Regions from separate parts of the Homo sapiens genome. Here region 1 is linked to region 2. A link is an interaction called in ENCODE POLR2A ChIA-PET data of the cell type or tissue named here. Cell type or tissue: endothelial cell of umbilical vein. All regions are shown on one strand. Each heading gives the region's core, and the rest is flanking DNA. Links, peaks and the distances in the headings are about the cores only. Region 1 has its middle 290 kb from the start of LINC01689. Region 2 has its middle 420 kb from the start of LINC01689.

What was found. ChIA-PET counts read pairs that join two places held together with the same protein. Peaks named below come from ENCODE experiments on the same cell type or tissue, not always from the same donor. Only the 100,000 strongest peaks of a DNase experiment are listed, where the experiment ranks them.
Region 1: POLR2A ChIA-PET joins it to region 2 with 6 read pairs; 2 of 35 experiments call an interaction of 5 or more read pairs at or near these places.

What each region holds. Positions count from the first base shown.
Region 1 is chr21:24,025,492-24,029,900 of GRCh38, forward strand. No RefSeq gene overlaps it. Among named protein-coding and RNA genes, the nearest start is that of LINC01689, 290 kb to the right of the region's middle. In endothelial cell of umbilical vein, for the core only: no CTCF peak of the experiment used is centred there; a DNase peak (open chromatin) is centred at 2,210.
Region 2 is chr21:23,903,254-23,907,662 of GRCh38, forward strand. No RefSeq gene overlaps it. Among named protein-coding and RNA genes, the nearest start is that of LINC01689, 420 kb to the right of the region's middle. In endothelial cell of umbilical vein, for the core only: no CTCF peak of the experiment used is centred there; a DNase peak (open chromatin) is centred at 1,898; H3K27ac peaks cover 677 bases.

The sequences.
Region 1 (4,409 bases), core at 158-4,157, 120 kb after region 2:
AACTGAAGCTGCCAGTTAAACGCAAAGCAATATTTTTTAAAGTTAACTGATCTGCAGGGTTTGAATTGAGTTGTTTCTGAACCATAAGGTAAACAAGTGATGTATTTTCTTTCATTCTCTCCTTTTGTAAGTTTAATTTTTGTCAAAGTAGTATAAAAATGAATTCAAATGTAATTATAGCCTTTTGGTAGCCTCTAGGACTATAGAGTTTTTAAAAACAAAACAGTCCATTGATTTTTTTCCACCTGTCATTCCTGCTTTCCAGAGGCCACAGAGTTCAAGTCCTCTAGCTATATTCTTAAAAATCTGCCTTTTTATTTCTAAAAAAATCAAGTTTATGCTTCCATTTCTCTCTTGTTGTTTTCAAATTAGCCACTTCTTTTGACTCCCTACAATGAAAGATAAGAATTAAGCTTTTTACCAAAAACACACACACTTACAGGGAGTCACATCCCTCCCCACATATCACACACAACCTTAAAATATCAGTCACAGCTGATCCCTTATTATATAATTATTGCATATAATTTCCTATGTACACTTGCTTGTCCTGAAAACTGAAATAGCCCTTAATCCTTTTCTTTTATATAGCCATCATTAAACACTAGTATATTTCATGTATACATATTTATGCACAGACTTTTTTACATATTAATAACAGTCATACATTCTTTGAAGTCAAAATAAAATGATTGGGTTAATGCGTTTAGTGAATTTACAGAGGGAAGACAGTATCTCTATTTTCTGAGCCCCAGACTAGATTCCAGAGACCAACCTAGTTGCTAGAATTCTGCCACTGACTACCTGTGGAAGCTTGGGTATGTCATTTTACCTCTCCATGCCTCCAATTTTTCATCCGCAAAATAAAAACATTGGCCTATACTTTCTAAAGTTCTCTGACACAATTCTAATATAAAATATTATATGACATTATGTTAAATATAATATGTTTGATGATATTATATACACATAATATAGATTTAAAAATTTGAATAGGGAAACTCAAAAGAGACTGATAAGGCTTATTTGTGTCCAGTTCTACTAGTGAATACTAGTATTTCCTGTGAGTTGGATTGTTTATATGCAGTGCATACTTTATTTTACATTCTAAAAGCCTAGAAGATGGCTTTCAAACTTTAACTTTCATCCATTTATTCTACCTGGGGTCATTATTAAAATGATGATTCTAATTCAGTGGATCTGAGAACAGGCCTGAGATACTGCTTTTCTAATAGGTTTTGCAGTCTCACTTAGAGCAGAAAGGGCCTACAGTTTAATTTCAGCTGGACCCACCTAGAGAACAAACCTGCAGAACTTCCTCCAGTGTGTAGGCCACCAAATTCCTCAACACAGCAAGGGTTGTATTGAAGAATTAGGTATTCTTACTAGGTACAGCAAATTATGTAATGAGATTTTGTTACCAAGTATTAATGTGAAGTATATTTCTTCAATTTATGTAGTCTTTATGGTAGAAATTGCCAATGCCATTCCTGTAGAATATATTTAGCTGTGTATAATATTATCTTTCAAATCAATGGAGACCAATCTATTTATCAGCCCTTCATAGGACTCCAAGCCATCAAAGAAGACGATACGATGCTCACAGAGCCATGAATTTATAAGTTAGCAATATGTGTCTAGATTATTTGCAAAGCATTTCTAATTAGACTATTCATTCCTTTTATTTTTTTAAGTAATGTTTGAATTCCTCGTCAGCCCAGATTTCACCATTATGCAGTATATGCATGTAACAAAACGGCACTTGTACTCCTTAAATGTATACAAATAAAAATAATAACAATTTATCTTTAAATTCTACCATAAAACTACATAAATTGAAGAAATATATTTAACATTAATACTTGTTAACAAAATATCATTACATAATTTGCTGTGCATAGTAAGGAAAACATTCTTATATAAATTATCTCATCTCAAAGAAATGGCCTCCAAACAAAAACAAACAAACAGAAAAAGAATTCTGGCAATTTCTCAAACACCTTTCATACTGCCAGAATAGTCTGCTGTGAACAATTTGTCCCAGCAGCACTCCATCAGAAAGCACTGTATTGCATCAGTAACACTTCTTTCTGTAGTTTATCAGGAAAGACCATGAAAGAGAGTACTTTTAATTATTTTTTCGATTCAACCGACCTGCTTTCTAAGACCATGTCCATAAATCATTGTATTTGACCTCTGCAACCTCATCTCACCACACCAGAGGAGGAAATAGGCCTCCACTCTTTCCTCAAGAAATCACGAGAATCAAAGTCAATTTCCTTTTGAACTCTCCTTCTAAGGCGTCAGAAGAAGTAATCATCTTCTTACAATCCCTCCCACCACCTCCTTTTTAATGCTGACCAGAAACCTGAATAAACTCACATTTGACACCCCCCGCCACAAAATGCCTCTTCTCATACAGAATTTAATGGACACTCCGACCTTCAGAAGAAAGTGGTCCTGATTAAATCAATTAAATATGTTCCCTTCCACGTAAAATGTGCTAGCAAATGGTTGTTATTTTTTTTTAATCTTCTCAAGAAGAAGGAGAATGAGATTCATTTTTTATTGAGTGTCTAGTAAGACACTGGGCCAGCCTTGAAGATAGAGGAATGAGGGAGAGAGATACCATCCCTGCCCCATCCTGAACTTCTGGACACACAATTCATTAGTGGCCAAGCTCAGACTAAAATCAGAAGCCCCAGATGCTTGGCCTTTAACTTTGCTTCCTGACACCAAATTACCTAACAAAAAGTATTTCTAATGTACTGAGTCTCAATTCTTGTGAGAGGTGGAATGAACCGTGGAGCCCTATAAAATAATCTTTGACCCCTACAGCTCATCGAAGTTTAGGTCCAGGTTTCTGTGTTTTTAAATGTCTGCAAAGGAGTTTCTCCAAGTAGAAGGTTTACATGTTACCAGCTGGTGTTTTCTCCAGATATTGTTTGTGTACTCACTTAGGTATTAAAAAATGGTTGGAGGAAATTAAAACAAAAATATGGTTTATAAAATAGCTTAACTAAATTTGTTGGTAGTCTGAAATCAAAATGTTGCGGTACATTTCTGTAGGTGTATAATTTATTGCTGAAAATACCTTTTCCATAAAATGCCTAGTTGGCTGTCATTCTTCCTTTCTCTCTGTTTACTGAGTAAATGGAATAAAATTATGAGATCAGCTCCAAACTATGTTCCAGATCTAAACTTGTATGTTTAACCATAGAAGGATCAATGCTTACTCAAAGCTAAAAGTCTAGACTATTTGTGATCCGAAAGTTTACTGGGTTCAGGAAACTATCGAAGTGGCAGATGGGAGTTTCATATTGTTTTCTGGAAAGATACAGGAAAGAATGAGGTTTGTAGCCAACATACATTAATACAACCAGCTCTGATTCTACTTGCTGTGGCATTGTATACATTCCCTAAAATCCTTTAAGGATTTCAATCTCCAGGTTTAAGTAAGATAAGTCTCAAAGAGCATTTGATGGCAGATTATTTTATTTCATACATGTTGAAACTAATAAACAAAAGTAGAGAAAATGTCACCTACATATTATTAACATAATACACAAGAAACTGCCTAAGGTCGTAGGTAGTTTAACAGGTTAAGCAAAGTGGAATTACAAAATAATATTTTGATTTTCTTCTAGTTTTTAATTTCTAAACAGAATTAGCTGGTTCTTTTGTATAACATTAAATATAATCCATATAATAAAGAATATTTCATTATTGATAATTTTTGTTAAAGTTTAATTTTCAAGGCAAACACAGTGTATCAGAATAGTGAGCCCTCTTCCATAAAAGCACTGTGGAATAGATATTTAGTTTTTCTTGTTGCCATAAACATTTCTTCAAGGATTTGTATCTAACTTTATTACATTTGAAAATATAATTGTATTGATAAACTATATATTTTTTATTTAATATGTCAAAAACATTTGAGGCATATTGAAGTATAGCATCCATCACAAAGAAAAACATCTACTGTTCAATTAACAGAAAGTGGTTTAGAACGTAGACCCAGACATAGGTCATATAGATTTTGGTCAAATTTTAACTCAGCTCTGAGCTAAAGACCTGGTATGTGTCTTTAGGAATGTTACTTAATCTTAGCTCACTGCAGCCTTAAACTTCTGGGCTCAGGCGGTCCTCCTGCCTCATCATCTTCCTCAGTAGCTGGGACTGCATGTGTGTGCCACCATGCACAGCTGATCCTTCTCTTTCTATGAAGATAAGGTTAACATCAATTAATTATAGGTATTATTCTAATCGTTATTTTAAACAGTGGCTTAGTTGGCATAAATTTTTTTTGGAAGTAAATAAAAATGATACTTTCAAGTAGATTTTAACGTTAAAGTCTTTAAAGATTTATCCTCCTGTTCAACCTGTAAAGTCTACTCACTTGATTATAT
Region 2 (4,409 bases), core at 249-4,248:
TATTTATTTGACATCAGCCAACTTCTATCATCTGCCACCACATGTGCCATAATGGGTGAGTGAATGAAATAATTATTATGTCATAGATGAAGACATAATAACCTGTGCTTACTCACCAAGACTAATCTAGTTGTTGATACCACTGAATGTTCAACCAGCTATCCACAGAGACCAACCCTTAGTCCCTAAAATGAATGTTCGTCTTTGAGACAAACTATCTACTCACTAGCCAGTTGATTACACTAAACCCCTTCAACACTGGAAATGATCATTTACTATTTTTACTGGAAACAACTTGTATTCTAGATACAGGTTTTTCTTTCCTACCTGTAGCAACTTGCTTAGTTCTACTAACTGAGGAATTACAGAGAGTTTTGCTCAACAACCCAGGATTCCACATAACATCGTATAAGATTAAGGGATCCATTCAACAGCAAGGAGAAGGGAGAGGGAGTTTTAGGTAGGTAGGTAATCATGGAGTACTTGATCCAGTCATATTTCATATCACAATGTATCCACTTGTCTGTTGGAACACTGAAATGCCCCCCACTTTTTTTTTTTTTTTTTTTTTTGAGATGGAGTTTCACTCTTGTTGCCCAGGCTGGAATGCAATGGTGCAATCTTGGCTCATTGCAACCTCTGCCTCCTGGGCTCAAGCAATTCCCCTGCCTCAGCCTCCTGAGTAGCTTGGATTATAGGCATGCACCACCATGCCTTGTTAATTTTGTATTTTTAGTAAGGGCGGGGTTTCTTCATGTTGGTCAGGCTGGTCTTGAACTCCTGAGCTCAGGTGATCTGCCTGCCTCGGCCTCCCAAAGTGCTGGGATTACAGGCATGAGCCACCGTGCCTGGCCCCTGAAATGCCCTCTTAAAAATGAAGCTGAAATGCCATCTTAAGGACAACTTGTGATGATCAGGCATCTTCCAGGTTAAACTGTATACCCTTAATTATGAGCCTGTCGATGATTATCTGTTCTACATCTACTATGCAGAATACATGCACCTAGAAATAAAAGGGGAGGGGGAGGAAATGAGTGACCACTTAACATTGATCAAGTGGCACACATGGGGAATTTGTTCTTTTTACAAGTCCAGATTTCTGGTCTCCAGAGGGAAAATGTTTCCACCATTGGATACAATAAGACTCGTCTTAAACTTTTCTAGAAAGGGCCTTAAACCCCTTAGTGATGAAGGCTTGAGTTACCTCAATAGTCATACCACCTACATGAGCAGAGCCGCTAACTCAGGGCAAGTGAAAACTTGAAGTTAGGTGACCAGGCAGGTGATGAGTATCAAAAATGGCTTCAAGATCAACTGCAGCAGCATAGCCTTTAGTCCCTTCCATGAAACATAAGAAAGAAACCTAGAGTAGCTCAGTTTAGGACAAATATTAAAAGATACATGTGACTATGAATGATGCAAGGGGTGGACTATAGTGGATACTCTGGTTTTCTGGCCAGATGATCCTCTTCAGGGCTGACACATCCACACCCCTTCTGTTACTTTTTATTTTTATTTTTATTTTTTTTTTGAGACAGAGTCTTGGTCTGTCGCCCAGGCTGCAGTGCAGTGGCGCGATCTCAGCTCACTGCAAGCTCCACCTCCCGGGTTCACGCCGTTCTCCTGCCTCAGCCTCCGGAGTAGCTGAGACTACAGGGGCCCACCACCACGCCCAGCTTTTTTTTTTTTTTTTTTGTATTTTTAGTAGAGACGGGGTTTCACTGTGTTGGCCAGGTTGGTCTCCATCTCCTGACCTCATGGATCAGCCCGCCTCGGCCTCCCAAAGTGATGGGATTACAGGCGTAGTCACCACGCCCGGCCGCCTTCTGTTATTAATATCAGCTGCCAAAAGCTCTCAGTTGCATCCGTCAACAGAAATTAGCCTTAGCCACAGGAAACTGACTCAAACAATGTTTCATTCCTTCCCAAGGTGGCTTTCAGTCATTGTTTGGCTGATGTTGTGCTATCAAGACCCAGCTGCTTTGCTTCAATTTGAAAAAGACTCTAATCTGAAGAACCATCACAGCTTCAGAGTTGTCAGAACACACACAATTCTTGATTATATTGGTGCAGTTCATGGTGCCCCCAAATAATTAGAATAGTAACATCAAAGATCACTAATCAAAGGTCATCATCATAGATACAGTGAAAAAGTTTGAAAATATTGTGAAAATTACCAAAATGTGACCCAGAGATATGGATTGAGCACGTGCTGTTGGAAAAACTGCCACTGATATATTTGCTCTGTTGTGTTGCCACAAACCTTTAATTTATTAAAAAAAAAAAAAAAAAAAAAAAAAAAGCACGGTATCTGTGAAGCCCAATAAAGACAGGCATGATAAAACTAGGTATACCTGTACTTATTTCTGATGGCTTCAAATAAATTTTTTAAGAAGTATATTGCTCCATTTTTCAGGGTCATGAGTCTAATTTACCAAATTTTAAAGCAAATATTTTATATTCAGCTACACAGATAAATTTAATTTGTAATTTGAAATGCACTCCACAAAATGCTTGTTGATAAAAATCCATTATAAGTTAGTTGGTACCATGTATTTATAAATAAATGGTAGATTATCTCCTTTCTCCATAAATTACCATTTTAATAGAGTATTTGACAACCCTGAGAGATTAAACCGTTTGTATACAATTTTCAATTCTTTGTGATTTTTAGTAATAATTTTTAAAGAAATATTAACAAAATGGTCTTTACTAACTAAAATATGTGCAATACTATTTCTTTGTCTTCTGAAATTAATGTGTAGGGAAGAAATGTCAAATTCCAAAACTATCTTAATCTAATACATTAAGTGATTATTTAAAAATCATTTTAATCAGAATTATCACTCAGTGTATTACATGTCCTAATATCTTCTCACCACCTATTTTTGCCCCCTTGGCAAAAATAAGAAAAGACAGAAAATGAGGTCCTTTTATACTGAAATGAAAACTTCAAAGGTGTTATTGACCGTTTCACATCACATCAAGACTATATTGATTCTGGTCCAGACAAACTATTGGTAATCAAGAGCAAGTTTAGAGTGATTGTAGAAGATGTGAATTTTTCTACGTCAGCAAAAGAAAAAAAAAAGGCGAGTCAGGTTTATTATTTTATTTTATTTTATTTTATTATACTTTAAGTTTTAGGGTACATGTGCACAACGTGCAGTTTAGTTACATATGTATACATGTGCCATGTTGGTGTGCTGAACCTAGTAACTCGTCATTTAACATTAGGAATATCTCCTAATGCTATCCCTCCCCCCTCCCCCCACCCCACAACAGGCCCCAGTGTGTGATGTTCCCCTTCCTGTGTCCATGTGTTCTCATTGTTCAATTCCCACCTATGAGTGAGAACATGCAGTGCTTGGTTTTTTGTCCTTGTAATAGTTTACTGAGAATGATGGTTTCCAGCTTCATCCATGTCCCTACAAAGGACATGAACTCATCATTTTTTATGGCTGCATAGTATTCCATGGTTTATATGTGCTGCATTTTCTTAATCCAATCTATCATTGTTGGACATTTGGCTTGGTTCCAAGTCTTTGCTATTGTGAATAGTGCCACAATAAATATATGTGTGCATGTGTCTTTATAGCAGCATGTTTTATAATCCTTTGGGTATATAACCAGTAATGGGATTGCTGGGTCAAATGGTATTGCTAGTTCTAGATCCCTGAGGAATTGCCACACTGACTTCCACAATGGTTGAACTAGTTTACAGTCCCACCAACAGTGTAAAAGTGTTCCTATTTCTCCACATCTTCTCCAGCACCTGTTGTTTCCACGAGTCAGGTTTTGTAAGACTTGTAGATGATACCTCCTTTGTAATGGCAATTTCAGAAGACATTGTGTTTATAAGTGTGGCATTGCCCAAGCAGCACACAAGAGTGTCAGTGCCAGAGATGTGTCCCCATCACTCACCTGCTTTGGGTGATGAGTTCTGCAGTTTCTATACAGACTAAATCTGCTACAGTCTCCTTCAAAAACCTAGAATTTCCTTGTTGCCACACATAATCTCTCTTTTGGTAGGATGATTATAAGCCTAACACCATAGGAAGTTCCTAATTTTGCAATTACATTATTTTTTACCATGTAAAGTATGACTCAATTATCTACTGAAATGTCCATTTCTGAATTCTCATATATCCTTGTGAGGCAAAGAAATTATAGCACATTAGAGACCCAATATTTAATGAGGTCTAAAGCAATAAAATACCTATAGCTACCTTGTAAAATATGGTAAATTGACTTTATTTTTTTTTTTTGAGACAGAGTCTCACTCTGTTGCCCAGGCTGGAGTGCAGTGGTGCAATCTCAGCTCACTGCAAACTCTACCTCCTGGGTTGAAGCGATTCCTGTGCCTCAGCCTCCTGAGTAGCTGGCATTACAGGCATGCATCACCACGC